3 separate regions of the Homo sapiens genome follow, and regions 2 and 3 are each linked to region 1. A link is a loop called in an ENCODE intact Hi-C map of the cell type or tissue named here. Cell type or tissue: Caco-2. All regions are shown on one strand. Links, peaks and the distances in the headings refer to the core of each region. The heading gives the core; the rest is flanking DNA. Region 1 overlaps MIPEP (mitochondrial intermediate peptidase). Region 2 overlaps TNFRSF19 (TNF receptor superfamily member 19). Region 3 overlaps TNFRSF19 (TNF receptor superfamily member 19).

The links. A loop is a pair of places that touch in the nucleus more often than their neighbours do. Peaks named below come from ENCODE experiments on the same cell type or tissue, not always from the same donor. Only the 100,000 strongest peaks of a DNase experiment are listed, where the experiment ranks them.
Region 2: it touches region 1 in a loop (2.7-fold over the local background); 1 of 110 quality-filtered maps calls a loop at or near these places.
Region 3: it touches region 1 in a loop (8-fold over the local background); 1 of 110 quality-filtered maps calls a loop at or near these places.

What each region holds. Positions count from the first base shown.
Region 1 is chr13:23,737,390-23,747,825 of GRCh38, reverse strand. The region is part of intron 18 of MIPEP (mitochondrial intermediate peptidase); the gene reads left to right. Among named protein-coding and RNA genes, the nearest start is that of PCOTH, 150 kb to the left of the region's middle. In Caco-2, for the core only: CTCF peaks have their summits at 5,530 and 5,729; DNase peaks (open chromatin) are centred at 4,393 and 5,765.
Region 2 is chr13:23,625,866-23,636,301 of GRCh38, reverse strand. It overlaps TNFRSF19 (TNF receptor superfamily member 19), which reads right to left. Exons shown (of 10, transcript NM_148957.4): 5 at 9,510-9,595. Among named protein-coding and RNA genes, the nearest start is that of TNFRSF19, 61 kb to the right of the region's middle. RefSeq lists enhancers at 3,068-3,876, 3,877-4,685. In Caco-2, for the core only: no CTCF peak of the experiment used is centred there; DNase peaks (open chromatin) are centred at 5,341, 5,801 and 6,601.
Region 3 is chr13:23,593,554-23,603,989 of GRCh38, reverse strand. The region is part of intron 3 of TNFRSF19 (TNF receptor superfamily member 19); the gene reads right to left. Among named protein-coding and RNA genes, the nearest start is that of TNFRSF19, 28 kb to the right of the region's middle. In Caco-2, for the core only: no CTCF peak of the experiment used is centred there; DNase peaks (open chromatin) are centred at 4,169 and 4,459.

The DNA of each region.
Region 1 (10,436 bases), core at 4,373-6,872:
GAGGTTGTGGTGAGCCGAAATCACACCACTGCACTCCAGTGCGGGCAACAGAGCGAGACCCCGTCTCAACAACAACAACAACAAAAAGTTGTGATGATTACAATGGGAACAGGTTTTTATTTGCCTGGTTCAGGAATTTTTTTTATCACATGAATATTTTTGGATATTTTACAGGCTAAATATTTTCGTGAAGTTCTTTAATCATGTAAAAGAAAAAAAATATATAGCCATTGTGCTGTCTCCACACTTGTTCAGTCTCTCAGCTGTTCTCTTACTCCTATCCTGCCCTTCCTCCTTCCTGTCACGGTGTTTTAGACACTTTTTGTTCTAGTACAGTGCTTGGTTCTGCCCACTGGACGAGTACTGACTGTTAAGCAGCTAGATAGCAGGCATAATAAGTAGGGGACACCACTAGAAGAAAGGGGGTCCGCTATCCATTCCCAAATAGGTCCTTACTGGCCAGAGTCAAGCACCTCTTCATAAGCCCTGGGCATCAAGAGATCCCGCCTAAATGATTTCAGATAGTACTCTGTTTAAGCAGCATGCAGGAAGGAGATTCTCCATGCAGGAAAGGCAAAGGGACAATGACAGAGTGAAAATGTGCCAGGTGGGTCATGGGCAGCATCTTTAATCCACCAAACACTGCTCTGGTGGGTCGTGTCATCTCCACTTCCCATGTATGGAAGCAAAGGTCTTGTTTCAGAGCCATTCTCTGGCATAGTCAGGAGTCGGTCACACTCTTTTGCCTCCAGAGCCCCTGCTGCCCCACAGCACTCCTCGACACCTCTTAGCCATAGACTCTTGATTACTGTCTTCTTCAACTTCTGTTTTGTCACCGTTACTTTTGGTGGGTAGTGCTTGTTTTGACAGTTTTCTCTAATAGTAAGCTATCATCTACTTTCTGTATAAATTTGATGGGTCCCTCTTCCATTTTGAGATACGTCCAGAGGTTGACTTTGAGGTCTGAGAGGTTTTTCTTCCTCAAGTAAATATCTTGTAGTAGATTCATTCCAAAAAATATACTAATGATTCCATTTTTAGATGATGTCAGTGTATACTACCTTCTAAAAGGAATGTAGGTAACGTTCTCTCAGTGCTTTGAGTGCTGAATGGAAACATCATAAGATGTTTTTGAAGATGGTCATTTGTTATAGATGGTGTTCCTTTTTTTAATTTTTTTTTTTTTTTTTTTGAGAGGGAGTCTCTCTCTCTCACCCAGGGTGGAGTGCAGTGAGGTGATCTCAGCTCACTACAACCTCTGCCTCCTTGGTTCAAGTGATTCTCATGCCTCAGCCTCCTGAGTAGCTGGGATTACAGGCGTGTGCCACCATGCCTGGCTAATTTTTGTATTTTTGGCAGAGACGGGGTTTTGCCATGTTGGCCAGGCTGGTCTCCAACTCCTGACCTCAAGTGATTCACCTGCCCCAGCCTCCCAAAGTGCTGAGATTACAGGCGTGAACCACTGCACTCTGCCTATAGATGGTGTTCTTAACTTATGGTTAAAACTGTTCTGGCCTGGTGCCATGGCTCATGCCTATAATCCCAGCACTTTGGGAGGCTGAGATGGGTGGATCACCTGAGGTCCGGAGTTCAAGACCAGCCTGGCCAACATGGTGAAACTCCATCTGTACTAAAAATACAGAAATTTGCTGGCTGTGGTCCATGTACGTATAGCCCCAGCTACTCGGGAGGCTGAGGCAGGAGAATCACTTGAACCTGGGAGGCAGATGTTGCAGTGAGCCAAGATTGTGCCGTTACACTCCAGCCTGGGTGACAAGAGTGAAACGCTGTCTCAAAAAAAAAAAAAAAAGTGTGCTGAGTGGGCTAAACACAGGTTACAGAAGCAGATGTTGTATCCCCAAACGTCTGGTTCTAGGTTTTGTTTTGTTTTGTTTTGAGACATAGTCTTGCTCTGTCATCCAGGCTGGAGCTCAGTGGCACAATCTCGGCTCACTGCAAACTCTGCCACCCAGGTTCAAGCGATTCTCCTGCCTCAGCCTCCTGACTGTAGCTGGGATTACGGGCGCCCACCACCACACTTCGCTAATTTTTTTATTTTTCGCAGAGATGGGCTTTCACCATGTTGGCCAGGCTGGTCTCGAACTCCTGACCTCAAGTGATCCGCCCGCCTCGGCCTCCCAGAGTGCCAGTGTTACAGACATGAGCCACTGCACCTGGTCTGGATCTAGATTCTTAACTTTCCTGCGTGACACCCTCAGGCATCAAGCTTCAAGGGCTGAGGAAATCACAAGTTGGCAATACACTGATGAATTTACATTTGGAAGGAGTACCAGTAAAAAGTTAAATTATAGTAATAATTATAGAGATTTAGAGCAGATTTTAGTTGAAGAATTGAAATTGACATTTGCTAGCCAACTCTTTTATGAAATGTTGCTAGAGGATGTAGGAACAAGATTTCTCTTGGTTTAACTGGACTGTTTCCTGAAAGAGCATTTACAAGACATCTTCTGGTGTTTGTTTATGTCTTTTTCAACTAAATGTAAAAGAAACTTTTTCTTTATGACTATGATGTAACATTATTAATAATGAAATTAGATTAAGAAATTATACCTATACCTGATTTTCTTTTACATTTAATAGTTTATCTTTACATTAAAGTTTCTCTTATTGAATAGTCCCTGGTTAATTGTAGAGTTTGCACATCTCAAATATCTGAATAGCATTATCAAGTTATTTTTGTGACCCATCACATAAGTTAGAGTATGTCAGGTAACACACAGTTTCTTTACTCTCTTTCCATTCGGTACTAAATGTATGTTTTGTTTAAGCTTTAGGGTCAGGAGGAAGGCCAACCTGTACTTAAATTTCCCTTTCTAGCAGTTTAAATAAAACTGAGCTTTAACAAAATTCTTAAAAGCTTAAGTCACACACTCAAAATAGTGGAATTTCAACACTAGATTTATTTTTGTCTTCCTTTTGATGCACGTGCATTCCACATTAGGATAGACATTTTATTTAAATGCTTCCATAGCCTGTGTATTGATTTTCTAAAGATAAGTAATCCTTCATGTCAAATACTTTCAATAAAACTAATTTCTGCTACTTGTATATTGCCAGCATTGAATGGCTAGGAGGGAGTCATAAAAGTTTAATCAAACCAAGCATACATTTGTTATTTTATTGTTCATTGTTACAATAGTGACAGCAATAACACTAAGTACAGCTAAAAGCATTTGTTGAGTGTATTTGATGTGCCAAGTACTATGCATGTTGCTGTATGATCTCATTTAATTCTCTAAACAGTCCAAGGGATGCATAAGTAACTTATTTGCCTGAGATCACCTAGTAGCAGACATTAGAACTAGGATTCAGAGTCAGGTACTCTGACTCACCTGTGTGGGCTGGTAATTTCTTCAACTTCTTTCTCATTATACCAGGAAGTTTTTGCTTTGAAATATGTGCATGCATATTCCACTGTATTTTTTTTCCCTTGCTCTTTCATAATTTTTGGCAACTGAGTTGCCTTGTTGGGAATACAGTGATGCTCAAAGAAGATATTATTGGGTTATCAGAGTAAGATATCATGGGGACAAATCTGAAAAGTGGCATGTGCCAACTAGTATGCTAACTAGTAGCTAATATATATACTAGTATGTAATTGCCTTACCTACAGTAAAATGATTTTGTAGGAAAATAAGATTTGTTGAATGTAAAGGCATGAACGCACAGCGTACAAAGCAAGATTTGGAACTTTACAGGATGTTCATTGGCAGAAAGCTGCTTTTCTTGCACAGCGTAGCAGGAATAAATGAGGAAAGCATGTTACGGAATCAGAGTTACAATTTAGTTAGCTCTAGGATTATGACACAATTTCAATAATAGAGGCAGCCCAGAATAATAGCCAAGTAAATAGAATCCCTAATCTTTGGCTTGTTCATATATTTACCCAACGTAGCCTCTGAAATCGCTGAAAGCTTTTTGGAAGAAAGAAATGGAAAGGAGCACCTGCGTTCTCAAGGCTAAGACCTCCCTTTTGTAAATGCACTAATATTTTAAGAGGGTGTGTGCGTGTTTAATGTGTGGGTGTGTTTGTTTAAGGAAGACACTGAGCTTCAAAAGGCAAGATGTTTTGTAACCCAGAAATGTAATTGTAAATGGAATTATTAAATCTGACAATGAAATTAAAATAAACTAATGTGTAAACAGGGCACATATGTGGGGCTGTACTTGCTGGCTCAACTTCTGTCTAACACAGGTTCAGAGGCTTCACTTCAGTTAATAATTCTAGAGAGACAGAGAGAGCCTCATATGTGAATGCCGACAGATACCAATCCAGCACAGGGAGCAGCAGAGTCTTTTTAGTTCAAAGGAAGAGAAGAATTTCACTTCCTGGCCGATAGTCTGATTTTCTCAAGAACTGATTGTAGATAGAGGGAATCCACCTTTAGCAAAGGGTGTGGGTAACCACAGTCTTGTAGCAGAGAAAAACTTCAAAGTCAAGATGGTGAGCCATACAGTTGCCCTAGGCTTGGGAGAGACAGATCTGGAATGAGGATTCTGATCTCATAAAATTCACTTAAGATTTTTCAAACTGCCAGGCTAGCCTTTGTAGCTACAATTCTTAATCAGTAGGCTGAGTTTGGCACATATAATTATTTCAGCAGAAAAAAGAGCCATTAAACTATTATGATGAATTATTAGAATTGGTAATGGTGCTGAGAATACTCAAACCTCCTTTTCACTCCCAAATCTGTTTAGATAATCTGCTTTTTGGTACATCCAAGTTATTGTTATGTCTAGTAATGGAGGACGGCATAGCACAGACAGCTGTATATTTGAGTGAATCGCAGGTTCTAAAAAGAGATTTCTGATCTCTTTTTAAAATTGTGGTAAAATATACATGCCATACCATTTGCCATTTTAACCATTTTTAAATGTATAGTTCCAAGCCATTCACAATGTCCTACACTTACAATGCTGTGGAGCCATCACCAGTATCCATTTTCAGAACTTCCCCATCACCCCAGTGAAGACCCTTTATCACAGAAGTCAACAGGTAGAAAAATGGATTTATTTTAATTCCATCTTTTATTTCTTTTAGTAGATAAACAGTTACCTAATAAGCAGATGGCAAAAAGTAGAAAAAAGCTGTGATTTATGAGCTGGATAAGTAGCTTGTGATTGTGAGTTTTATGATAGTTTTATGATATTTAATCACAGATCAATGTTTTGGAATTGAACTTGTGCAAAAATAGTAAGCAACCTCCTCCTTCAACTCTTGAACTAGGAAGCAGGTTTTCATAAATCTTCGGGTCTGATTATTATAGTGAGTTACTGAGCATTTCTGTGTGTTAAATGCTGTATCTTATTTAATCCTTATTAACAATCTAGCAAAGTAGATGACATTGTGCCAGTTTTATGAACTTCAAACATTATACTAAACTCCAACATTTTACTTTTACTTAGATTTCCTCCAGCAGGGGTTAAGTGATTAGTCTGAGGTCCTTACCCAGTTGTTTAACCCAGGGTAATCTCTTACTAAACCCTTGCTCTAACCATCAGGATATATTGCCTTCTTTCGAGCCACCTAAAGTTTTATTTAGAAAATGAAAAAGGTATTTTTTTCTCTCTATTCTTTCTTGGCACCCCTTCAAAGGAAAACTTTTGTATAGTCAGAAGAGAAATAGCCTGAAATTTCAAATAATAAGATACCATGCGGAACCAGATAATGTTCCATTCAGCCCCAAATTCACACCAGCACAGTGCCCCTGAGGCTGTTGGTGGAACTGCATTCGAATAGCTGCTCTGCTGACCAGCAAGGCCCCACGGGGCTATTGTCCTGTAGGGGGTCCTCAGGACATTTTCTTTTTTGGAGCCTGAGGCTCTTTTTTTGGTCCACCAGACTGTTCCTAACTGATACTTATAGGCCTTAAATAGAAATCTGGCTAATGGAACTTAATTAATTAATTTCTACTAAGTCCAGTGCTGTGGCTGAAATGTAAGAATATGACTAGCTTTTAACTTTTATTTTTTTTTTTTAAATTTTTTTTCTAGGTTCGGTGTACATGTGCAGGTTTGTTATATAGGTAAACTTGTGTCATGGGGGCTTTTTGTACAAATTATATTATCACCCAGGTACTAAGCCTAGTACCCAATAGTTATTTTTTTTTGCTCTCCCTCCTCCCATGCTCCACACTCACATAGGCGTCAGCGTGTGTTGTTCCCCTCTGTGTCCATGTGTTCTCATTATTTAGCTCCCACTTATAAATAAGAACATGCAGTAATTGGTTTTCTGTTCTTGTGTTAGTTTGCTAAGGATAATGGCCTCCAACTCCATCCAGGTTTCTGCAAAAGATGTGATCTCATTTTTTTATAGCTACATAGTATTCCTTGGTGTGTATGTACCACATTTTCTTTAACCAGTCTGTCATTGATGGGCATTTAGGTTGATTCCATGTCTTTGCTGTTGGGAATAGTGCATCAGTGAACATTCACGTGCATATGTCTTCATGGTAGGATGATTTATATTCCTTTTGTGTATATTAACCAGTAATGGGATTGCTGGGTCAGATGGTAGTTCTATTTTTAGCTCTTTGAGGAATTGCCACACTGCTTTCCACAATGGCTGAACTAATTTATACCCCCGCCAACAGTGTATAAGCATTCCTTTTTCTCTACAACCTCACCAGCATCTGTTATTTTTTTGACTTTTTACTAATAACCATTGTGACTGGTGTACAATGGTATCTCATTGTGATTTTGATTTTTTAGCTTTGATTTTAAAGAACTGATGAGGTATTTGTCCTGGGTGTCTTGGCCCATGGCACTGGCCATGCCTGATTGGTGTTACGAGTCCATCCACCTGGCCACATACACAGAGCACCCAGACCTCCCCTCTCCTGGGCAGCCTTGGACACCCAGTCCATGAACTTCCCTTGCATCTTTGAAACCCACAAGCAGCGATACTTCCTTCCCCGACTCCACAAGGGAAGATCCAGTTTCAGGGAGACCCAAGCTATGGAGGGCAGTCCCTCTGTGCATCTTCCTATCCCCCTCACACCTCCTGCCACACCTGACAGGGCTTGGTGGCAGTGAGACACTGTTTTCTCTTTGTCCAGGAACAACCCCTGCTTTTCCAGTGAAGGTGGGGAGTAGAAATCAGGCATTAAAGCTTGCTTGTGTATCACCCAGACTTTATGAATCGGAGGAAAGACAGAATCATTTAAGTGAAAAAACAGCTGCTTCAGGTACAAATCCTGGGTCTACAGAGTTGGTCTTTGATCAAACAAAAAGATCAGTGTTCCCTAGACATCATTAAATTCTTTTTAATAACGGGTGAACTGATTTTTTTTTTTAATCAACTGGGAATCTTCTTGAAAGAAATAGAACCAACTCTGGCTTATCAAAGCAGAAAACCAATTTTTTTTTTTTTTGAGGCCACAGACTCAAAGGAAGAAGTTACAACAGGGCTCCAGAAGAGCAGCTCGGTGGGGCTTGGCAGAGGAGAGGGTGTGTTCTTCATGGGGCTGGTACTGGGATGGCTCAGCTCCAGCCAGCCATAGACCTTTCTGCATTCGGCTCAAGACTCAATCCTGGAAGAACACATCTGGCCACCCTCACTGGCTGAGCCAGGGGCAGGGAGAGCTTCCTCATTTGTTGGCCCACCGCAGGGTGTCTGCCTGCACACTGTTGACGTTTTGGGACCAGATAAGTTCTTTTTATGGGGCCTGTCCTGTGTGTAGTATGGTGGTTCACTCCTCCAGTGTGACAACCAAAAATGTCATCAGACCTTGCCAGATGCCCTGACAAAATCACCCTCTAAACCACTGCTCTAAAGCAAAATTATTCTCCTAACCAGAAGGGAAATGGATGCTAGGTGGAAAAAAGCAATATCCTACCCCATTGACACCTTGGTGCTGTATGAACAGTTATGTATTTCCATGGCTTTCTCCCCAACTCATGAAGTTCCTCAGAACAGAAATCATGTCTCACTCATATCTGTGTGCCTGCTGTCTCCAGTACACAGTGTTTAGCACACAAGTGCTTAGTAAACATTTCCTTTTGATAAATGCATGAGCAGACGTTCAGTCTGAAGTGGAGTCAGGAGTAGTCATGTTTCTGCTTGCTGCCGTGCACAGGGAGCTTGGCCTGCAGGCAGAGGCATTTATCTCAGAACACTAATGATGGGAGAGGTCCATGCCTATGGGGAGTCAGACCTAAGCAACTCCATCCACCTTTCTGCTAAAATCGCCCACTTTGGCAGAAATCATGACCTATCAACAGATGACCAGTCCTCTACCAACTTCGTGTTTTCCTTGAGAAATGGCTCCCTCTGGGCTCCTGCCTGACTGAGGTTGGGTTCTATTTCTCAGGCTCAGAACAGTCAGAATGAAAGAAGCTTCTTAGGTGTGTGTTTCTGAGCTTTTCTCATAATAATTGATCAACACAAATTATTGTCCTGTAGAATGTTCCTAGTAATCAAAACATACCCTGCTTTTTAACTTTTTAAATAAAAGGACTGCCTTCATCTCCAAAGGGCACCTCCCGTCTGGGAGACTTCTTGAGCAAGTGCAGAGCCCCAGCTTCCACACAGCTCACACTGACACCACGTCCCTTTCTCCGTCCCCACTACAGATCTGTAGGCCATATCCATGCCAAATCCACTAGATCATTGTAGGTGCTTTTCCAGCTAGCTGGTACTCAATAACTTTGAACAGTGTCCCAAATAAATTATAGTTTTACATGAAACAATTGTTTTCTATTTCACCTGAGAAATCTTTTTTAGTTAAGTAGAAAATTACAATCGTCTACATCTTTCTTGCTCAGTATTTTTCAAGTTATAGTTGCCAGTTGAGAGAAACGACATCTCATTTTCAGGCTTAACAGGTTTCCGCAGGTCCATCTGAGCCATGGGGCTTAAAGGCGAGCATGCAGCAGAGTCACTGGGAAGGCTTATTAAAACACAGGTCACTGGGCCTATCCCCAGGTTCTGATTCAGCAGGGCTCGGATGGGGGATTAAGAATTCACATTTCTAACAGGCTCCCAGTTGACACACCAGTGATGTCAGTCCACTTTTAGGTCCACTGGATCATAGTTTTCAGAAGAAAGTCTCAGCCAGTCACAGAGGCGCACGCCTGTAATCCCATGGGGCACTTTCAGAGGCTGAGGTAGCTGGGTCACTTGAGCTCAGGAGTTCGAGACCAGCCTGAACAACATGGCGAAACCCCATTCCTACAAAAAAAAAAAAAACTAGCTGGGCGTGGTGGTGCATTCCTATAGTCCCAGCTGAGGAAGGCGGAGGTGGAAGGATCACTTGAGCCCAGAAATTCAAGACTTCAGTGAGCCGAGATTGCACCACTGCACTCCAGCCTGAGTGACAGAGTGACACCCTGTCTCAAGAAAAAAAAAAAAAAAACTCAGTAATTTTTATATATAATATATACAGGGATCTCTAATCTTTTGGCTTCCCTGGGCCACATTGGAAGAAGAATTGTCTTGGGCCACACATAAACTACATTAACAATAGCTGATGAGCTAAAAAAAATCACCAAGAAAAAACTTCATAGTATTTTAAGAAAGTTTATGAATTTGTGTTGGGGCACATTCAGAGTCATCCTGGGCCACATGCAGCCCACAGGCCATGAGTTGGACAAGCTTGATATATAACATCTTCCTAATAAATAACATGTTTTTTCTTTTTTGGGGTTGTTTGTTTGTTTTGCCTTCCTGAAATTCACATTAGGCATTTAGGCACAGATAGAATGGATGAATGAATGGAAAAAACTCTTACAAATATTCAATTAATAGTTTCTTCATTCATTCATTCTTTGAGTTTCATTAAATTTGGATCATACTCAGCCATTGATCAAACAGCCATAGTTTCATTTTATTGGGCACCTTTGCTTGGTGTCAAGCAATATATAAAATAGACTCAAAGAAAAGATGTACCTATTCTTCTTCTTCCAAGCTTTAAAATAATTCTACTTTTTAATTGCCTGGTAATCCCCTGTATTTATGAAATTAAATGATACACCAACGATTTCACCCTAGGGCCTTAGGAAAGGGAGCCAGAATGAGATTTCGTCTTTGCAAGGTTGGCTTACAGGTATAGTCAAACTGCCAACCAATTGCTCTCAATCATGTTTTCAAATAATTATATTAATTGTACATCCAAAAGGGCATTCAAGGGTTAAACAGGTGAGGCCATGAGTATGCTGATTTTTAAATGAAGGTCTGGTTGGATTATATGTTCATTATGTATTACAAAATAACAGGATATGAACTTGCAGCTTTGTACACATATATATTTGAACTCATCCTGGAGCTGACAGGATTTTTTCTTGGCGAAAGTGTAGAAATATGCATAGTTAGGAGCCCCTTAAATATGTGAAGGCTACTGTTTGAAGGGGTTACCACAGGCACTTGGAGACCACCCAGAAAGCATCCCTAAGCACAGAACTCTTGGGCACTTTTT
Region 2 (10,436 bases), core at 4,221-6,720, 110 kb after region 1:
GAAGAAAACCATGCCTCCTACGACCCCTGGCAATATTTTCAGGAATTATTTTCAATGGCATTTTAGAAAGTTCAATAGTGAAGATTTTTCAGAAAATCATTTAAAGAGAAAATTTCATAACATAACCCGTTGGTCTCTTGACAGAGAATGAAGCAAGGACAGGAAACATTAACACACACATGCACACATTTTACAACAGCAATAGAGCAAAAAGATGCCTAAACCATATCCCCTAGACGTCTCACTAACGGACCCCTCTGAGGCCACTCCAAGAAGACCAATGCTTAAAAATAGTCACTTTCCTTATGGGAGGGTGACAGAAATGTTCTGTATCATGATGGGGGAAATGATTACATAAGTTATACATCCATCAAAACTCACTGAATTTTACATTTAAAATGATGCATCTTCTTGTATATACATTATATTTCAGTAAAGTTCAAAAATTATTTTGAAAGTTAAAACATCCTTTTAAAATTATAATTATCAAGAAAAATGTTTCTTAAATATTTAATTAAGAAAACTGCTGCATGACTTACAATAGATAAAACTCTCATGAATACTTAAAATATTTTCTCTGAGATAATCGAAATAATAAATGAAGCAATTAAAATAATGTTTTAGACCAGGCTCTGTGGCTCACACCTGTAATCCCAGCACTTTGGGAGGCCAAGGCGGGCAGATCACTTGAGGTCAGGATTTCAAGACCAGCGTGGCCAACATAGTGAAACCCCGTCTCTACTAAAAATACACAAATTAGCCGGGCATGGTGGCACACACCTGTAATCCCAGCTACCTGGGAGGCTGAGGCAGAAGAATCGCTTGAACCTGGGAGGCAGAGGTTGTAGTGAGCCGAGATCACACCACTGCACTCCAGCCTGGATGACAGAGTGAGACTCTGTCTCAAAAAATAATGTTTTAAAAACCCAAAGTGGGATATTATCTTCTAAATTAATTAATTCCTGTTTGAAATTTGACTTCAAGCTTCCATTTTTAACTTTCTAATGCCCTTTTCAACCTTTGAGATTCTTTACCCATTTTTTCAAGTAGGATGACTCAATTACATTTTATTTATAGGTTCAGAATTTTTCTTAATTTATAAATTATTTTAAAACTCTCTTAATCCTGTCCCTCGGAGTTCACCTGGAGAGGCAGTATTGAGCTTGGCCTGTCTGTGCTGCCAGGAAGGCCTGGGGTAGGACTCACCTACCCTCCACGTGACCATGTCCTGTGGAATGAGGGCTTTAAGGAAACACACACCATGGACCATTATGTGAAGGGCAGGCTGAGAAATGCAGATGAAATGCCTGGTACCTTTCGGAATGCAAGAAATACTTGCTATTTCACACTATTCTGGAACTTCTTTTTTCCCTTCTCAAAAACGACGGTACTCAAGTAAACCCCCTAGGAAGTGGCTAGACACCCAAGTTTAAAGACAAAACGATCCCAATCCATTGGTTAAGGCCACATCCCCTGGTCTTCCTTAGACCGTGAACCCAAGAGCTGTTTTCCCACACGGTGCAGGCCCTCACATGCCACCTCAAGAGGGTGAATGCTCCCTATACAAAAAGGAGTGATAGAGCCTGAACTTTGAGTATATCCACTACAGGTTTGGCATCAAATGTGAGTCTGCTTTCCTCCATAAGCTCACATTTATTTTAAGCATTTGATGGGGACACACACAAATCACTGATCCATGTGTGTGGCCACCAATGCACTGTTTCACTACGTGTGGACTTAAGTCCACCTTATTTCACTAAGTCCACAGCTTAATGAAACAGTCCTGCTGGATTTTAGATTTTTAAAAATAAACTGTACTTAATCTGAAAAACATTTAATTTAGTGATGCCCTTTAACAAATCACAACCTGTTGATTGTGAGTAAATATTTAAACCAGCTCAATGGTTTTAAATGTCTAACAGAGACTGAAGATAAAAGCCAGAGAAATTCGATTTATTGGTGACTGGGTAATAATCAACTGCTACTGTTCTCAGAAGGCCCCACCAAAGGCTCAGGCACACAGCGACTTTGAAGAGCAGCTCCCAATTCAAGGGGTGCTGTCAACTCACTCAGTCAAGGCATTCAACTTTTCCATTTTTACTGATAACAGACAAAGTCAATGACTTACAAATATTTAGCAACTTTATGGGAGAAAACTGCTAAATTTGAAAGATTTCAATTTGAGAAAAAGGGCATTTCTTGGGAGACAAGAATCAATGTAGGGCACATGTGTTTAAGAAACTTTTTAAAGAATTTTCTGATTTCTGTAACTTTAATGAAATTAGGGCTATGGAAACATATCTGGAGAATAAGTGTTTGAAATAGCTAAATAATTATATAAACCAATTACATTTATGGTGTATTTTTTCTCTAAACAGGCCAAGACATTTAAACTGCTCAGCTATTGTTTCTTGTTTTGTTTTATTTTTTATTTTATTTTATCTTATGTTTTGAGATGGAGTTTCGCTCTTGTCACCCAGGCTGGAGTGCAACGGTACGATCTCGGCTCACTGCAACCTCCGCCTCCCGCGTTCAAGTGATTCTTCTGCCTCAGCCCCCTGAGTAGCTGGGATTACGGGTGACTGCCACCACGCGCAGCTAATTTTTGTATTTTTAATAGAGACAGGGTTTCGTCATGTCGGCCAGGCTGGTCTCAAACTTCTGACCTCAGGTGATCCACCCACCTTGGCCACCCAAAGTGCTGGGATTACAGGCATGAGCCACCATGCCCAGCCCCAGCTATTGTTTTGAGCATCCTCAGAAAATGAGGAGTTTGCTGTAACAAATTTTCAACATATTTTCAGAAAACAATTGTTTACCTCAATAAGCAAATAACCTTGAGAGGGTCATTTCTGATGTAAATCATTTTTAAATGAATTACAACAGTTTTCTGCTTTCTTGAAAAAGACTTCATGGTCAGGTGTGGTGGCTCATGCCTGTAATCCCAGAACTTTGGGAGGCTGAGGCAGGTGGATCACTTGAGCTCAGGAATTCAACCTCAGCTCTACCGAAAACACAAAAACTAGCCAGCCATGCTGGCATGTACCTGTGGGCCCAGCTACTCAGGAGGCTGAGGTGGGAGGATCACTTGAGCCTGTGAAGTTGAGGCTACAGAGATCTGTGGTGATTGCACCACTGCACTCTAGCCTGGGCTAACAGAGTGAGACTGTCTCAAAAAAAAAAAAAAAAAGACGTCAACAAGTGTAATTTGATCATCCCTGCACCCCTTTTTGGGGTCCAGAATAATAATAAGAACTGTAATTATCATACTAAGGGGTATTAGAGAGAAAACCTCAGGGGTCAGTCATTAGGATGAAAAGGTCTGTTTGCTCCACACTAAAAGGCATCAAATGACAATGTGTTTGGGGTTCTTCATGCTGCTTTTTGTGAGTTTCTGACTCCTCCCTGCAGGCTGCGCTTTCACTTCTGGCTGCCTCCATCTCTGCCTCGATTAGCTTCTCCTCTCTCTTCTAATCCTCTCCACCATGGCTGGTTTGGCTTGGTACAGTAATGCTTGCAACAAAAAATAAATGAGTTCCAAGGGAGAGATTTAAAGGTGTCCTCTTGATAGAGATATAGAGCTGGGACTCTGTGGGGAGACCTGGTTTAAGTTTTCAGCTGTGTTTATTTGGTTTCCACATAAGCAACCTTTGACTACCACTATTTTAGATTATTTTCCAGTAAAATAATGAAATCACATGTTATTGACAAAAAGAAAGAGATACAGTAAAGAAAACCAAGGAACTCTAGACAATGGAAGGAAGGGGAGAAGGAGCAACAGTAACTTAAACCAACCATAAATGGGTGAACAATGGAGGGAATCCCTGCTTTGAACCTCCCAGGGAGGCCTGGTTGGGTAATCTGTCTTCCACAAACCATGGGCTTTCCTTTGATCTCATTGTCTTCCTATTCCCTGCCCTGAAAGTTCTGTTTGGCAGTAAAGAGCTAAGTATTTAAGACTTGCCTATAAGAAGCCACCCCTTCTCTGCTGCCTCAGATACTCATTTAAAATGCATAGTAGCAGTTATGTGTTCCTGAAACAATACCCAAAGCAAGGCCCCTTAAGAGCAGCTGTGCCAGTGATCCCCTGGCTGGACACTTAGGAGTCTTGGTCTGAGGACCACAGCCGACTTGAAAACCCTCAGTAAATGGAGCCCTTAATTAGTCCTTTAGGCACTGGCTTTGTGGGCTCATCATGCAGAGGCCCCAGGAAGTCCTCTTGGAAAAGGGCTGTTAAGTATTAGCAAACTCATCAGAAACAACTCCACTGCAGAAACAAAAAACCATCCACAAACAGAGTAAAAATCACATGACATTCCCAGCAAATGGAAAATGCTTTTGGATTATCTATATCTCATCTGCGTCTCATTATGCAGTCATTTACTCTGATCAGATTCAGTAAATGTTTCAGTGCCCAGGAAGAAGAGGATACCAAGAGCTGGCTTCTTAACTCCATGGTTTGGTTGGCTGAAATACCCAGGAAAGAGCTGAAGTCAACTTGGAATTCAACACGAGGAACTTGCTATTTCTCCCCCTCCCTCCCAGACTCCCTCCTCTTCCTTCTCCTTTAAAGGAAACCTGTATTGATTTCAAAATGCTCCCAATTTATTTCCTTTTAAATTTGTTTTTGTTTGGTTTAAAAGAGGTACTCTTACTTACCAGGCACTCTTACTTTAAAATAATTTAACACTGAATGTCAAGAGACAAAAATATGAGTACCTCTGGACACAGAAATACACTCATGGACATCCATCGTTAGTGCATGAATAAGGCATGACAGCTCGCACAGAAGGGGACAGCAGTGTCACGTGGAATAGGAACAGCCTCAGAAGTCCAACTGTAGGCCACATACCTGTGTGACACTTTACCCAGACAAGTCATTATATGAAAAAAAGTATATCCGAAGTGGCAAAAGAATCCAAAATAGTATGTACAGTGTAATTATGCTCATCTTTTCAAAATCAGTGGCATAGATAGAAAAAAGACTGAAAAGAAAACCCTTAGAATGCTTTGTTTTTGTAATGATCAATGCTGCAAATGCTCTGTTTTGGGGACTACTGGGGTTCCCTTCCACCACTCACTTTTTTCTACTAAATGTTAAAAATTATCTTTAATGAGCAAATACGTCTCAAAGTTTATTTTGAAATTGCCTTTATTTGTTATTTAAAATATATTTTAAACTTCCTTTGGAAAATAATAAACTTTTAATAATGTGATTTATTACTTATTGGTGCAAACAACTGCTTGCTGTCTTCTAAGACTATGAAGCCACATACAATTCCTAAGAGTTGCAGGTCAGCCCAGCTCAGGCTTTCTTTTCTCTCACACAGTGATTTATCTGATCCCTTATCTCTCCAGAATCACGTGGCTTGTCTTACAAAGCCCCCGAGAACAAAGCAAACATCTAGGTTAAACATACTTAAATAAAGTTTTACTCTGGTGAAAACCCCTTTGAATTTTTTCAAAACCATTTGTTCCAACCACAGTATTTGTTCCAAATTAAGTAAACATTGCTAAAAGAAATCATACTAAATCTGCATTTCTTATCAGACTGAAGGCAGGATATGGTTCTAAACTTTCTTGTGTATTTTTCTCTATTTCTCCTTGAAGCTCTAAGTGGGCACAGGTGATTAGGAACTGAAGTTACTTGGGGGAACAATGCCTGCAGCAGGCATTTCTATGTAATGGGTGTCTTTTATTTATCTGCAGTTTACAGGAGTGTCACTCATCAACCCTGAGCTCCATGCCCAGCCAGTCAGTATCACACATTAATGCCATTAGTGCCCAGACAGACGGGCTATGGGAGGATTATCATCACAAATCCATTGTTATTGGGGAGGCGGGGCATACAGCTCATCTGGTGGGGGTAGGGCCAGAGGCCTCAGATCCAGATAGAGAGGGGAGAGACTGGCCTAATTCGGGTCTCTTCAGCCTTCAGCCTCCCAGTCTAGCCATCTGAGTTTCTTCTTTTTTACCCTTTTTTTTTTTTTTTTTTTTTTAAGACAGGGTCTTACTCTGTTGTTCAGGCTGGAGTGCAGTGGCACAATCCCAGCTCACTGCTGCCTCAACCTCCTGGGCTCAAGCAATCTTCCCACCCCAGCCTCCCAAGTAGCTAGAATCAAAGGCACACACCACCATCCCTAGCTAATTTTTTATTTTTTGTGAATATGGTGTCTCACTATGTTGCCCAGGCTGGTCTTGAACTCCTGGGCTCAAGTGATCCTCCCACCTCAGCCTCCCAAAGTAGTAAGATTACAGGCGTGAGCCACAGCACCTGGCCCCCATCTGAGCTGCTCAGGCACAAAACTCCATGGAACCCACTTTCCGGTACCCTTCAGTGCTCACCCACCAGGGGAGGTGAAGCCCCAGAAGACAAACATCAGAGCCAGATGCACCATGAGATCCTCCCCGTCCAGGACAACTCCAAAGCAGCAGACCCTCCAAAGAACACATCTGGGTCAGGGTATGGCCGAGGACAGGCAGGGTCATGGTTTGAAAGAAGGCAGGCCAGCAGGTAGACAGTCATTACTGAGCTTGCCCCGGGGCAGGTATCATGTTGCTGGACTACTAGTTCATTTAGTTCTATCCAAAATCTGCAGACTTGGGCATTTTCCAGAGTAAACAGAGGTTCAAAGAGGGGAGACTATTTGCCCAAGGTTACACCATCAGTACAAAGCGCAGCCAAGATGTGAATCCAACACTTCTGGCAATACAACCACAGCAGGCAGGTGGGTCTGTTCCTTAGCAGGCAGGTACCACTCCATTTCACAAGGGAAGACCTAGCCCTTGGGGAGGGGAGTGCTGGCTCAGGTCACCAGCCACAGATAGGCGTGGTACTGGGGTGGTCCCTGGGGCAGCTGACAGAAATGGGAAATCCAGAGCAAAGAGACCCATTAGGTTAGGACAGACAGCCCCGCAGACCCAGAGAGCTGCTGTAGAGCATGCAGCATACAGGGTCTCCTTCTGCAGAAGGCGTGGTGTGCCACCAGACTCCGAGCCACCTGGGACCCCCAGGGAGGGCTACTCCTGGTTCCAGAGAGTTCTTGCCTCTCCCACTACCAGGCATGTCCTTGAAACAAACCCCACTCCTTAAGTTAGCTTGAGAGGTGTCACTTTCTTCTAGCTGAGAATCTAAGCAGCACAGGAACTCCTCAAGAGGGAGAAAAACATCACTGAAGCAGTAGCTCTTTGTGGATGAGCTAAAAAAAAAAAAAAGCCCAAAGTGGAAGAAATGAAAACATAAGGCGCCTTACAAAATTTTCCCAAAAGACTCCAAAATCTCTTTTGAGGAGATTAGCTGTGTTCTGGAATTACTGCCAAGAACTGTGCCAAAGGCAGCAAACTTTCTTTTACAGAGATAAGGACTCATGCTCACTGAAGACTACCAGCCTGTCTTGCTTTGTTATTTGAAAGGCTATCAGCTGTGCACACTGCAAGTTTTACTTTGACAAATAGCTTATTCTTCCTTGCTTTCTAAAAAGTTTCATATATGAAGAAACATATACACACACATATATATGTATATATATATATACTGGTTAATTTTCTTTTTAAAATACTAAGGACTTCACCCAACACTAAATTAGTAAGGACGTCACAAGACACTAAAAGTTACATGTGAGATCTACCTTCAAAGGCAAATTTGTGATATCTGAGCTTAGTCAGAACCCAGAAGGCAGAAAATCCCAAAGCCTCAGAGTTTTGACTTGATTGTATTAAATATAAATCCAATAAATTAATGGGAAAAAACCCCTAAGACTTTCTGACTCTAAAGTGGTAATACTGACTTCACGGAATCTCTGTGCAGCAGTCTGGGCTGCAGTGCATGATTTTAACTCACCTTCCTGACAGAATGGTGGCTGGGCTGACCTACAGGCAGGCCCAGGTCACTGCATGTTAAACTGGCAAGAGGGCTTGTCCTTTGATGGGTTGTGTCGTGGCATAAAGACACTCTTCCAGTGTCCCTGACATGTTAGATTTTTAGCGTTTTCTTTAAGTGATTAATATTAAAGCAAACAACACAAGAAAGAGTCAATGTGTAGGAAAGATGAGATAGCCTAGTTTTCCTTAGGGAGCTTAGGGAGACAGTACGTTGTGGTAGAAAGAATTGGACTGGAATTTGAATATTGTCTCTGGGACTTAGCAGCCAACAACAGAACAGGATTCACCTCTCTGGACTAGTGTTCTCATTGACAAATTTGGACTGATGATAGGATTATTGAGAAAAGTAAAACAAAATAAGTAAAGCATATGCATTGTGACTGATAACAGGCATTCAATATTGCATTTGTTATTTGCAATGAATTATTTGGTGAATGTTTACCTATTATAAAAATGAGGATCGATATATGTTTTCTATAAAAGAAAATCTTACAACTTCTTTTGCTTTTCTGTCACTTCAAATGAAGAATAGAAAATAATGCATTTTGGTAAAGGACACACTAATATGGACTGCAAAATTCCATGACACTCTTGGAAAGAGAAGTACTATGTGACCTTATCAAATGACGCACTAACTTTCAATTAGTTCAGAGGGGACTTTTACCATAGCAAAAAGCAAGAGGACAGAGCCCATGCATTGAAAATGACATCAAAACAATGCTCCCCAGAAAGGCATGAGCGACCTGTGTGTGGGATAGAGCAGCCTCCTCCGTCCTCCCTCCTGCCCTTCGCTCTCCCCTGAGCCGTGAAGTGCGGCTCTCCTGAGCCCTGCTGTGGCACAGACAAGCGTGCTCTGCCACATAGAGGCCACTCACCGGTTCCCTTCCTGTGGGTTTCTATTGACCAGGTTTGTACTTAGGATTAAAAAGAGTGAGAGGCCACTCTTCTTCCTATTCAAAATTGATGCTGGTTGATAACTTGAAACAAATACCTTTTATATCTACACAAAATACATAGTCAAAAGGAGTAACTAATGTTAACATAAAGAGGAAAAGGCACAATTTTCTCATATACAGTTGTATCCCCAGCATGCAATGGAGTTCTCTTTTCTCATTTATTTGTTAAATGAGAGAAAAGAAGGAATGGATGAAGTGAACTAAGTTCCATTTAGTGACACACAGTGAGGGCAGGTGACTCACAGAGAGGAACTTCTCTGGGAAGGCAGAGATGCCACCATATGATCCTGTCTGGGGACTAGGAAAGGAAAATCCAGGAATTCATGGGGCCAGGGCACGAAGACCTAAGAGTGAGGATGTGAGCCGCCTGGTTATTCAAAGTGGCCTGAATTACAGACCCAGGGTGCCAGGGAAGGCTTCAGAAGGAGCTGAGCAGTGGCAAAATGTCTGCACTCCACTCTGAGATTCAAATCCCTGGGACCGGTTTGCTGACTGAGGCACAGAACAAAGGGACTTTCTGTCCTGCCAGAAGCCTGATTAAAGAGGACACACTGTACACCCCACAGGAGAGACAGATTTGGCTCCATCTGCCAGAGAAGAAACGTTTACAAATTTAAACTTTTTCAAAAGGCCAGGCGTCCCCTTGGCTCTGCCTGTGTTGCGTTCACTCACAGTGCGGTTCGTAAGGAGGAGGAGGGTCTCCACAAGGCACACACTCCATGTCTTGAAAGCCGACAAGTTTCGTCTTCCTATAAAATCTAGAAGAGAAAGGAAAATACTCCTTGTTAACTCTTTCATCTAAGCTTACAGTTGTGGTCATAAATTACCAGCAGTCTCCATTACCAGTTCTACGGTTAAAAGTACACAGAGGCTTAAATAATAGTATCTTAGGTAGACACATTTTTGAAGAGGAAGCAGTGGACACTTAAGAAATATCAATTCCCCTAAACGTAACTTTGCAGATGCTTCTCAGTGCACTTCTTCTATATTGGGGTGGGGGTGCAGGTGGGGGAATATAAAGTCAGTGGTCTTCGGCATTTTTATTGAAACTTAAACGACAAAATACCTTATAAATGAATAAAGAACTAGGTTTTAGCATTTGGAATTCAGACACCAAAAAACCAAGCAACCATAAAAGCAACGGAAAAATGTAGGGAAATACTCATACAATCTTGATACAGGAATGTCTTTCTAGGCATAACAAGAAACCAGGAGTCAAAGTGGAAGAGATGAACAGCAACCACACACACACACACACACACACACACACACACACAGATTTTAAAGAAATCTGAAGGGCAAAAATAAATAAATATAGCATCATCAATAATAGGTAACGGGCAAACAAAGATTGAAAAATTGTACTAATTATGGTACTGTCTATACCTTCAGTCTATAAGGTAAAACTTAAAAATCTTGATCGTGGAAATGAACACTATAATTGAAAAATAAGCAAACAACTTTCATTCCCAAAAGAAGAATGTTTCATAATTTAAAAATTTCATAATTAAACTGAAAAGCACGACACAATTAAATTTTTTTAAAAAATTTAAGATGAAAATGTTTAACTTCATTATTAATCAAGTACATTCAAATTAA
Region 3 (10,436 bases), core at 3,209-5,708, 140 kb after region 1:
GATTTCTTGTATGATGCTGAAAATGAGTGGTGAAAGGGAACATCCTTGCCTTGTTCCTGATCTTAGTGGAAAGCTTCTAGTTTCCATCATTAAGTATGATATCAACTCTAGAGTTTTGGTTTTGTTGTGGTTGTTGTAGAAATTCTTTACCAAGTAGAGGAAATTCCTTTCCATTCCTAGTTTACTGAGAGGTTTTTGTTGTTGTTGTTGTTTAATCATGAATGGGTGTTAGATTTTTCAAATGCTTTTTGTGCACTTACTGCTATATGTGATTTTTTTCCCCTTTAGCCCACTGATGTGACATATTACATTAACTGAATTTCAAAGGCTGAACCAGCCTTGTGTATGTGGGATAAATCCCATTTTGTCACAGTGTGTGATTTTTTTAATATACATTGTTGGATTCAATTTGCTAATATTTTGTTGAGAATTTTTGTATCTTTGTTCATGAGAGATATTGGTCTATAGTTTCTTTGTAAAGTCTTTGGTTTAGGCATTAGGGTGATTTCTGGCCTCACAGAATGAGTTAGAAAGTATTTTCTCTGCTATATTCTGGAAGAAGTTGTGGATAATGAGTATAATTTCTTCTTCATTTTTGGTAGAATTCACCAGTAAATTCACTTTAACTTGGTGCTCTCTGTTTTGGAAGGTTATGAATTATTGATTCAATTTCTTCAGTCAATATAGGCCTATACAGACTGTGGATTTCTTCTTGTGTGAGCTTTGTCAGACTGCGTCTTTCAAGGAATTGATTCATTTCATCTAGGTTACCAAATGTGTGGGCACTGAGTTGTTCACAGCATTTCTAATGTTCCTATAGTGATGTCCATGCTTTCATTACTGATATTAGTACTTTGTGTCCTCTCCCTTATTTTCTAAGTTGGCCTAGTTAGAGGACCATCAGTTTTATTGAATTTTTTCAAAGAATCACCTTTTGGTGATTCTTCACTCTCTCCAGAGTTTCTGTTTTTAATTTCATTGATTTCTGCTTTAATAGTTATTTATTTTATTCTGCTTACTCTGAATTTAATTTGTTCTTCTTTTTCTAGTTTTATAAGGTATAAGCTTAGATCACCAATTTTGGCTCTTTCTTTTTTCTAATATGTGCCTTCAGTACCCCCTGAGCACTGGTTCACTGCATCCCACAAATTTTGACAAGTTCTGTTTTCATTTTCATTTAGTTCAAAATATTTTTAAATTTATCTTGCAATATCCTCTTTGACCCATGTGTTATTTAGAAGTGTGTTCTTAATCTCCAAGTATTTTAGAGTTTTCCAGCTATCTTTCTGTTATTGATTGCTAGTTTTATTCCATTGTGATCTGACAGCAGACACTATACGATTTCTATGCTTTTACCTTTGTTAAGGTGTGTTTTATGGCCCCATATGTGGTCTAGCTTGGTGAATTTTCCATGACAGCTTAAGAATAATGTGTCTTTTGCTGTTGCTGAATGAAGTTGTCTATAGGTGTCAGTTATATCCAGTTGATTGATGGTGTTGAGTCCAACTATGTCCATATTGACTTTCTGCCTGCTGAATCTGTCCATTTCTGATAGTGTTGAAGTCTCCAACTACAGTAGTGGATTTATCTATATCTCCTTGTAGTTCTATCAGTTTTTGTCCCACATGGTTTGATTCTCTGTTGCTAGGGGCATACCCATTAAAGATTATTATAATTTCTTAGACAATTAGCTCCCTTATGATTATATGATGTCCATCTTTATCCCTGACATCTGTCTTTGCTTTGAAGTCTGCTCTGTCTGAAATTAATATAGCTACTCCTGCTCTTCTGATTAGTGTTAGCATGGTATATATTTCTCCATCCACTTACTTTTCATCTATGTGTGTCTTCATATTTGAAGTGGGTTCTTGTAGACCACAGAGTTGGATCTTGTTTTTTGACCTGCTCTGATAATGTTTATAAATTGGTACATCAGATCACTGACACTGAAAATGATTATTGATATAGTTGGGCTAATAGTTACCATATATATTACTGTTTTCCATTTCTTGGCCTTCTTATTTGTTCTTATTTCTGTCTTCCACATTTTCCCTTTTGTAGTTTTAATTGAGCATTTTATGTGGTTTCATTTTATCTCCTTTCTTAGCATATCAGTTATACTTCTTTTTATACTTGTTTTAACGGTTGCCCTAGAGGTTGCACTATACATTTATAACCAGTCCAAGCCTCCTTTCAACTAACACTGTACTACTTCACAGATAGTGTGAATACCTTATAACAACAAAATAATTCTAATTCCTCCTCCTCACCCTTTGTATCATTGCTGTAATTAATTTCACTTATGTGTGTGTGTGTGTGTACACACAAGCATACTCAATCAAATACATTGTTTCTATTATTAGTTTGAACACACTATCATCTATTACATCAATTAAGAATAGGAAAATTAAAGTTTTTATTTTACCTTCACTTAGCACTTCTTTGATGCTCTTTTATGTAGATCCATGTTTCTGACCTATATTATTTTCCTTCTGTCTAAAGAACTTCTTTTAACATTTCTTACATGGCAGGTCTACTGGTAACAAATTCCCTCAATTGATTGAGAAAGTCTTTATTTGTCCTTAACTCTTGAAGGAAAATTTCTCAGGGTACAGAATTTTAGGTGCTATTTTCTCAATACTTTAAATGTTTCACTGCACTCTCTTCTGCCTTGCATGATTTCTGAGTAAAAGTCAGATGTCATTCTTATCTCTGCTCCTCTGTACATATGGCGTTTTTTTCCCTCTAGTTTCTTGGAGGGTTTTTTCTTTGTTTTTCTGCAATTTGCAAATGATATACTTGGTGTCATTTTTGGGCATTTATCTTGCTTGGTGTTCTCTGAGTTTCCTGGATCTGCAGTTTGGTGTCTGGCATTAACTTGGGAAAATTCTAAGTCATTATTGTTTCAAATATTTCTTCTGTTCCTTTCCCTGATTAGCATATTAAATCAGAATATTCATGATTAATGCTATTAGCATATTAATCATAGTTGTTCTTGATTCTCTCTGATAACTCCAAGATCCCTGCCAAGTCTGGTTCTGATGCTTGCATTGTCTCTTCAAATTGTATTTTTTGCCTTTTAGTATGCTTTGTACATTTTTGTCAAATGTCATACATGATACACTGGGTAGAAGGAGCTGCTATAAACAGGCCTTTAGTAATGTGGAGGTGAGATGTGAAGGAAAGGGCAGCTTTCCATAGTCCTGTGCAGGCCTGTGCCTCTGTACTGTAAGCTTCCCCAGTGCCTCTCCCTTAAATGGGAGAGAATGGCTGGAGCAGACTGAGTCAGTATTTCCCTTCCCCAGGTCAGTTAGGCTCTGATAAAACCCCAGCAGGTGAGCCTTTGGTGTATGTGTTTCTCTTGAGGGCAGTCCTTGTTAAGAAAAAGAGCACTCTAGCATATTTCAAAATGTTCCTTTTCTGCCTCCCCTGTCAGAAAAACAAGGGATTTTTTTGTTTTGTTTTGTTTTGATTTTGACATTTACTATGAAAATCGGTTTGAGTTCCTGGAAGTAAAACTCACAAAAGCATGGGAGGGTGCTCTATGAGTGGGTCCTCCTGGAGTTTTAACTCTCAGACTTTTCCAAACCTAGGCTACAGCAGGCTGTCAATAACAGTGCAGGTTTCCCACCCTGGTGCTGGCTCCAGGGGAGGCTTCTGCAGCAGTGTATTGTGATTCTCTGTAGCTGCCTGCGACCTCACTTCTCTTGCAGATCTAAGAGCTGCGGACTTTTCAGTTTGTTCAGCTTTTTACTTCCTGTTGGGATAGAGTGACAACCTCTAAATTCCTCATATATATGAAATCAGAAATGGAAAAATGATTTCTTAATCAACAAAAATATTAAGGCTAATAGGACTTTCATCTTATGGTCTGATTCTCCAAAAATTAACTTAAGGTTATATTCTGCAGATTCAAAGGATGAATATAAGACAGTAATTTCTTAGAAACTATTCACTCATGTCTCAGAATCTGTGAAGTTTCATTCAGATTTTCACTGAGATTTGGGAAAAGAAGAATGTTTGAGGAAAAGAAAATGTCATCATCTTTAAACGAAAATTAAAATTCTAAGCCCCCACCATCTGAATGGACCCCCCCTCTTGGCCAAGGACATTCCAAAGTTAACCTGAAAAACTAGTTCAGGACAGGATGGAAAGGGGGCGCCAGACATGCCTCATGGTACCCTCCTCCCTTCCGGAATTACTGATGGAACAGACTCTTTCAGTCTGATAAGAAAACACTTACAATCTATTCTCTCTGAAGTCTGCTACCTGGAGGCTTCATCTGCATGATAAAACCTTGGTCTCTAAAACCCCTTATCTTAACCCTTTCTATTGACATTCCTTTCTATTGACTCTAGGCATTCCTTTCTATTGACTCCAGGTCTTTAGATAATAACCAATAGCCAATCAGAAAATCCTGCAATCCACCTGTGACCTGGAATCCCCCTTCCCCTACCTGCTCCCCACTCCCAGTTGTCCTGCCTTTCCAGACTGAACCAATGTTGAGTAATGTCTTATGTCTCCCTAAATTGTATAAAACCAACTTGTAGCCCTACCACCTTGGACACATGCTGTCAGGATCTCTCGAGGGCTGTGTCATGGGCCACTGGTCACACATTTTTGGCTCAGAATAAATCTCTTCAAATATTTTACAGAGTTTCACTCTTTCCATCAGCAGTCTATTTTCCTCTTGGGCATGATGGCATTTTTAAATACTTTGTTCACTGATCCTAGATATGTCAACCTGTTAAAAATTAATCTTTTTACACCCCACACAGAAAAATCTATGTCTGAAAGTACTTGTTACTGTAATCAACAGGGGTTGAAAAATACCTGTTGAGATGCTACTGTTAATGAGATATCACACAGACTTTGAAGGTCAGTCAGTTTCAATCCAAATGTAAAGCCCAGGATACTAAAAGCCACCACTCATTTAACACAAAAGCCAGAGAGAAACGCTATCTATCAGAAGCCACTTGCAGAATGCATAATTCTTTGTTTCCTGCTGTTTATAGATCATTGATCAAAAATCTATGAATGACAAGACTCAACTGTAGATAATGGCAGTCTGTAGGGGAAAAGGACTTCTCTTTAAAAGTCCCTTTAAATAAAAAGAAAAATCTATTGTTCCTTTTCTAACAGAAAGGCTTTGATGTTTTATTTAAAACAAAACAATACATCACTTCTCCACAACTAGTAACATCTTCAAAAGATCAGCAAATAAAGCAAATGGATGTATAGCTCTGAACGTGCTCACAAGAAAAGGCAGGCTTCAAAACATCCAAGACTGTGAAATGTGTCCTGATATAACACACACTAACACACAGTTTCTTAGCACATAGTGGTTGAAATGAATATATTTAAAGTGCTCCTGGGAGTAACATACACTCACTGTGGTGAGATCAATAATAAGACACATACTGTCAAAGGAATGTTCAAAACCATGGTTTGGAAAATGCCTGCTATCTCAGAGCATCTTTATTTAAGACACTGGCAGGCTCTACTTCTTGACAAGTAATGCTGACATTCATTTTAAGAAAAAGAAGTCCCAGTAAGTAGTAGCATTCATGATTTCTGTTATCAATGATTTAGGGTTTATATATATATATAACTGTAAGTTCTGGGATACATGTGCAGAACGTGCAGGTTTGTTACATAGGTATAAATGTGCCATGGTGGTTTGCTGCACCCATCAATCCATCATCCACATTAGGTATTTCTCCTAATGCTATCCCTCCCCTTGTCGCCCACCCCATGACAGGGCCTGGTGTGTAATGTTCCCCTCCCTGTGTCCATGTGTTCTCATTGTTCAATGAGAATGGGAATGCTTCCAGCTTTTGCCCATTCACTATGATATTAGCTGTGGGTTTGTCATAAATAGCTCTTATTATTTCCAGATACATTCAATCAATACCTAGTTTATTGAGAGTTTTTAGCATGACGGGGTGAATTTTGTCAAAGGTCTTTTCTGCATCTACTGAGATAATCATGTGGTTTTTGTCATTGGTTCTGTTTATGTGATGGATTACATTTATTGTTTTGAGTATATTGAACCAGCCTTGCATCCTAGGGATGAAGCCGACTTGATTGTGGTGGATAAGCTTTTTGATGTGCTGCTGGATTCAGTTTGCCAGTATTTTATTGAGGATTTTCGCATTGATGTTCATCAGGGATATTGGCCTGAAATTTTCTTTTTTTGTTGTGTCTCTGCCAGGTTTTGATATCAGGATGATGCTGACCTCATAAAATGAGTTAGAGAGGAGTCCCTCTTTTTCTATTGATTGGAATAATTTCAGAAGGAATGGTACCAGCTCCTCTTTGTACCTCTGGTAGAATTCGGCTGTGAATCCATCTGGTCCTGAGCTTTTTTTGGTTGGTAGGCTATTAATTATTGCCTCAATTTCAGAACTTGTTATTGGTCTATTCAGGGATTTAACTTCTTCCTGGTTTAGTCTAGGGAGGGTGTATGTGTCCAGGAATTTATCAATTTCTTCTAGATTTTCTAATTTATTTGCATAGAGGTGTTTATAGTATTCTCTGATGGTAGTTTGTATTTCTGTGGGATCAGTGGTGATATCCCCTTTATCATTTTTTTATTGTTTCCATTTGATTCTTTTCTCTTTTCATCTTTATTAGTCTAGCTAGCGATCTATCTATTTTGTTAATCTTTTAAAAAAAACAGCTCCTGGATTAATTGATTTTTAAAGGGTTTTTTGGTGTCTCTATCTCCTTCAGTTCTGCTCTGATCTTAGTTGTTTCCTGTCTTCTGCTAGCTTTTGAATTTGTTTGCCCTTGCTTCTCTAGTTCTTTTAATTGTGATGTTAGGGTGTCAATTTTAGATCTTTTCCACTTTCTCCTGTGGGCATTTAGTGCTATAAACTTCCTTCTAAATGCTACTTTAGCTGTATCCCAGAGATTCTGGTACATTGTGTCTTTGTTCTCTTTGGTTTCAAATAACTTATTTATTTCTGCCTTAATTTTGTTATTTACCCAGTAGTCATTCAGGAGGTTGTTCAGTTTCCATGTAGTTGTGCGGCTTTGAGTGAGTTTCTCAATCCTGAGTTCTAATTTGATTGCACTGTGGTCTGAGAGACTGTTATGATTTCCATTCTTTTGCATTTGCTGAGGAGCATTTTACTTCCAAATATGTGGTCAATTTTAGAGTAAGTGCGATGTGGTGCTGAGAAGAATGTACATTCTGTTGATTAGGGGTGGAGAGTTCTGTAGATGTCTATTAGGTCCAATTGATCCAGAGCTGAGTTTGGTCCTGAATATCCTTGTTAATTTTCTGTCTCGTTGATCTGTCTAATATTGACAGTGGGGTGTTAAAGTCTCCCACTATTATTGTGTGGGAGTCCAGGTCTCTTTGTGTAGGTCTCTAAGAACTTGCTTTGTAAATCTGGGTGCTCCTGTATTGGGTGCATAAATATTTAGGATAGTTAGCCCTTCCATTCCTCTTGTTGCATTGATCCCTTATACCATTATGTAATTCCCTTGTCTTTTGCAATCTTTGTTGCTTTAAAGTCTTTTATCAGAGACTAGGATTGCAACCCCTGCTTTTTTTTGCTTTCCATTTGCTTAGTAAATATTCCTCCATCCCTTTATTTTGAGCCTATGTGTGTCTTTGCACGTGAGATGGATCTCCTGAATACTGCACACTGATGGGTCTTGACTCTTTATCCAATTTGCCAGTCTAATTGGTGTATTTAGCCCATTTACATTTAAGGTTAATATTGTTATATGTGAATTTGATCCTGTCATTATGATGCTAGCTGGTTATTTTGCCTGTTGATGCAGTTTCTTCATAGTGTCAATGGTCTTTACAATTTGGTATGTTTTTGTAGTGCCTGGTACCAGTTTTTCCTTTCCATATTCAGTGCTTCCTTCAGGAGCTCTTGTAAGGCAGGCCTGGTGGTGACAAAATCTCTCAGCATTTGCTTGTCTGTAAAGGAGTTTATTTCTCCGTCACTTATGAAGCTTAGTTTGGCTGGATATGAAATTCTGGGTTGAAAATTCTTTTCTTTAAGAATGTGGAATACTGGCCCCCACTCTCTTCTGGCTTGTAGGGTTTCTGCAGAGAGATCCACTGTTAGTCCGATGGGTTTCCCTTTGTGGGTAACCTGACCTTTCTCTCTGGCTGCCCTTAACATTTTTTCCTTTATTTCAACCTTTGTGAATCTGAAGATTATGTGTCTTGGGGTTGCTCGTCTTGAGGAGTATCTTTGTGGTGTTCTCTGTATTTCCTGAATTTGAATGTTGGCCTCTCTTGCTAGGTTGGGAAAGTTTTCCTGGATAATATCCTGAAGAGTGTTTTCCAACTTGGTTCCATTCTCCCCGTCACTTTCAGGGACACCAATAAAATGTAGGTTTGGTCTTTTCACATAGTCTCATATTTCTTGCAGGCTTTGTTTGTTCCTTTTCATTCTTTTTTCTCTAATCTTGTCTTCACGCTTTATTTCATTAAGTTGATTTTCAATCTCTGATATCCTTTCTTCTGCCTGATTGATTCAGCTATTGATACTTGTGTATGCTTCATGAAGTTCTTGTGCTGTGTTTTTCAGCTCCATCAGGTCATTTATGTTCTTCTCTAAACTGGTTATTCTAGTCAGCAATTCCTCTAACCTTTTTTCAAGATTCTTAGCTTCCTTGCATTGGGTTAGAACATGCTCCTTTAGCTTGGTGACGTTTGTTATTACCCACCTTCTGAAGCCTACTTCTGTCAATTTGTCAAACTCATTCTCTGCCAGTTTTGTTCTCTTGCTGGCAAGGAGTTGTGATCCTTTGGAGGAGAAGAGATGTTCTGGTTTTTGGAATTTTCAGCCTTTTTGCACTGGTTTTTCCTCATCTTTGTGGATTTATCTACCTTTAGTCTTTGATGCTGGTGACCTTTGGATGGGGTTTTTGTGTAGATGCCCTTTTTGTTGATGCTATTCCTTTCTGTGTGTTAGTTTTCCTACAAACAGTCAGGCCCTTTGCTTCAGGTCTGCTGGAGTTTGTTGGAGGTCCACTCCAGACCCTGTTTGCCTGGGTATCATTGGCAGAGGCTGCAGAACAGCAAAGACTGCTGCCTGTTCCTTCCTCTGGAAGCTTCGTCCCAAAGGGGCACCCACCAGATGCCAGCCAGAGCTCTCCTGTATGAGGTGTCTGGCGACCCCTGCTGGGAGGTGTCTCCCAATCGGGAGGCTGGGGGGTCAGCGACCCACTTGAGGAGGCAGTCTGTCCCTTAGCAGAGCTCGAGTGCTTTGCTGGGAGATCTGCTGCTTTCTTCAGAACTGGCAGGCAGGAACGTTTAAGTCTGCTGAAGCTGCACCCACAGCCACCCCTTCCCTGAAGTGCTCTGTTCCAGGGAGATGGGAGTTTATCTATAAGCCCCTCACTGGGGCTGCTGCCTTTCTTTCCCTTTCTTTCAGGGATGCCCTCCCCAGAGAGGAGGAATCTAGAAAGGCAGTCTGGCTACAGTGGCTTTGCCAAGCTGTGGCGGGATCCACCCAGTTTGAACTTCCAGGTGGCTTTGTTTACACTGTGAGGGGAAAACCACCTACTCAATCCTCAGTAATGGCAGACGCCCCTCCCCTCACCATGCTTGAGTGTCCCAGGTGGACTTCACACTGCTGTGCTGGCAGTGAGAATTTCAAGCCAGTGGATCTTAGCTTGCTGGGCTCCATGGGAGTTGGATCTGCTGAGCTAGACCATTTGTCTCCCTGGCTTCATCCCCCTTTCCAGGGGAGTGAATGGTTCTGTCTCGCTGGTGTTCCAGATGCCACTAGGGTATGAAAAAAAAACTCCTGCAGCTAGCTCAGTGTCTGCCCAAACAGCTGCCCAGTTTTGTGCTTAAAACTCAGGGCCCCAGTGGTGTAGGCACCTAAGGGAATCTCCTGGTCTGTGGGTTGCACAGACAATGGGAAAAGCGTAGTATCCGGGTTGGAGTGCACCATTACTCATGGCACAGTCCCTCAAGGCTTCCCTTGGTGAGGGGGAGGAGTACCCGGACCCCTTGCACTTCCCAGGTGAAGTGACACCCCATCCTGCTTTGGCTCACCCTCCATGGGCTGCACCCACTGTCTAACCAGTCCCAATGAGATGAGCTGGGTACCTCAGTTGGAAATGCAGAAAACACCTGCCTTCTGCACTGATCTCGCTGGGAGCTGCAGATCAGAGTTGTTCCTATTCGGCCATCTTGCTAGCCACCACACAATGCTTTAGTTTTAAATCTTCAGTGGAATTTCAGTTGTTATTGATTAATGCAAATTAACCTTAAAAATTTTACTGTTTTAGTGAAACACTACAAATTTTAAATTATATAAAACAATGACATCTGTTGAATTCTGGGTTTGAGAACCTATTTATCTCAGTAAGACACATGAATCAAAAGTATTAAAAAAGGAATTGTATGATATTTGGCTAAAGTGACATAATGATCCAATAATTCTGTCATG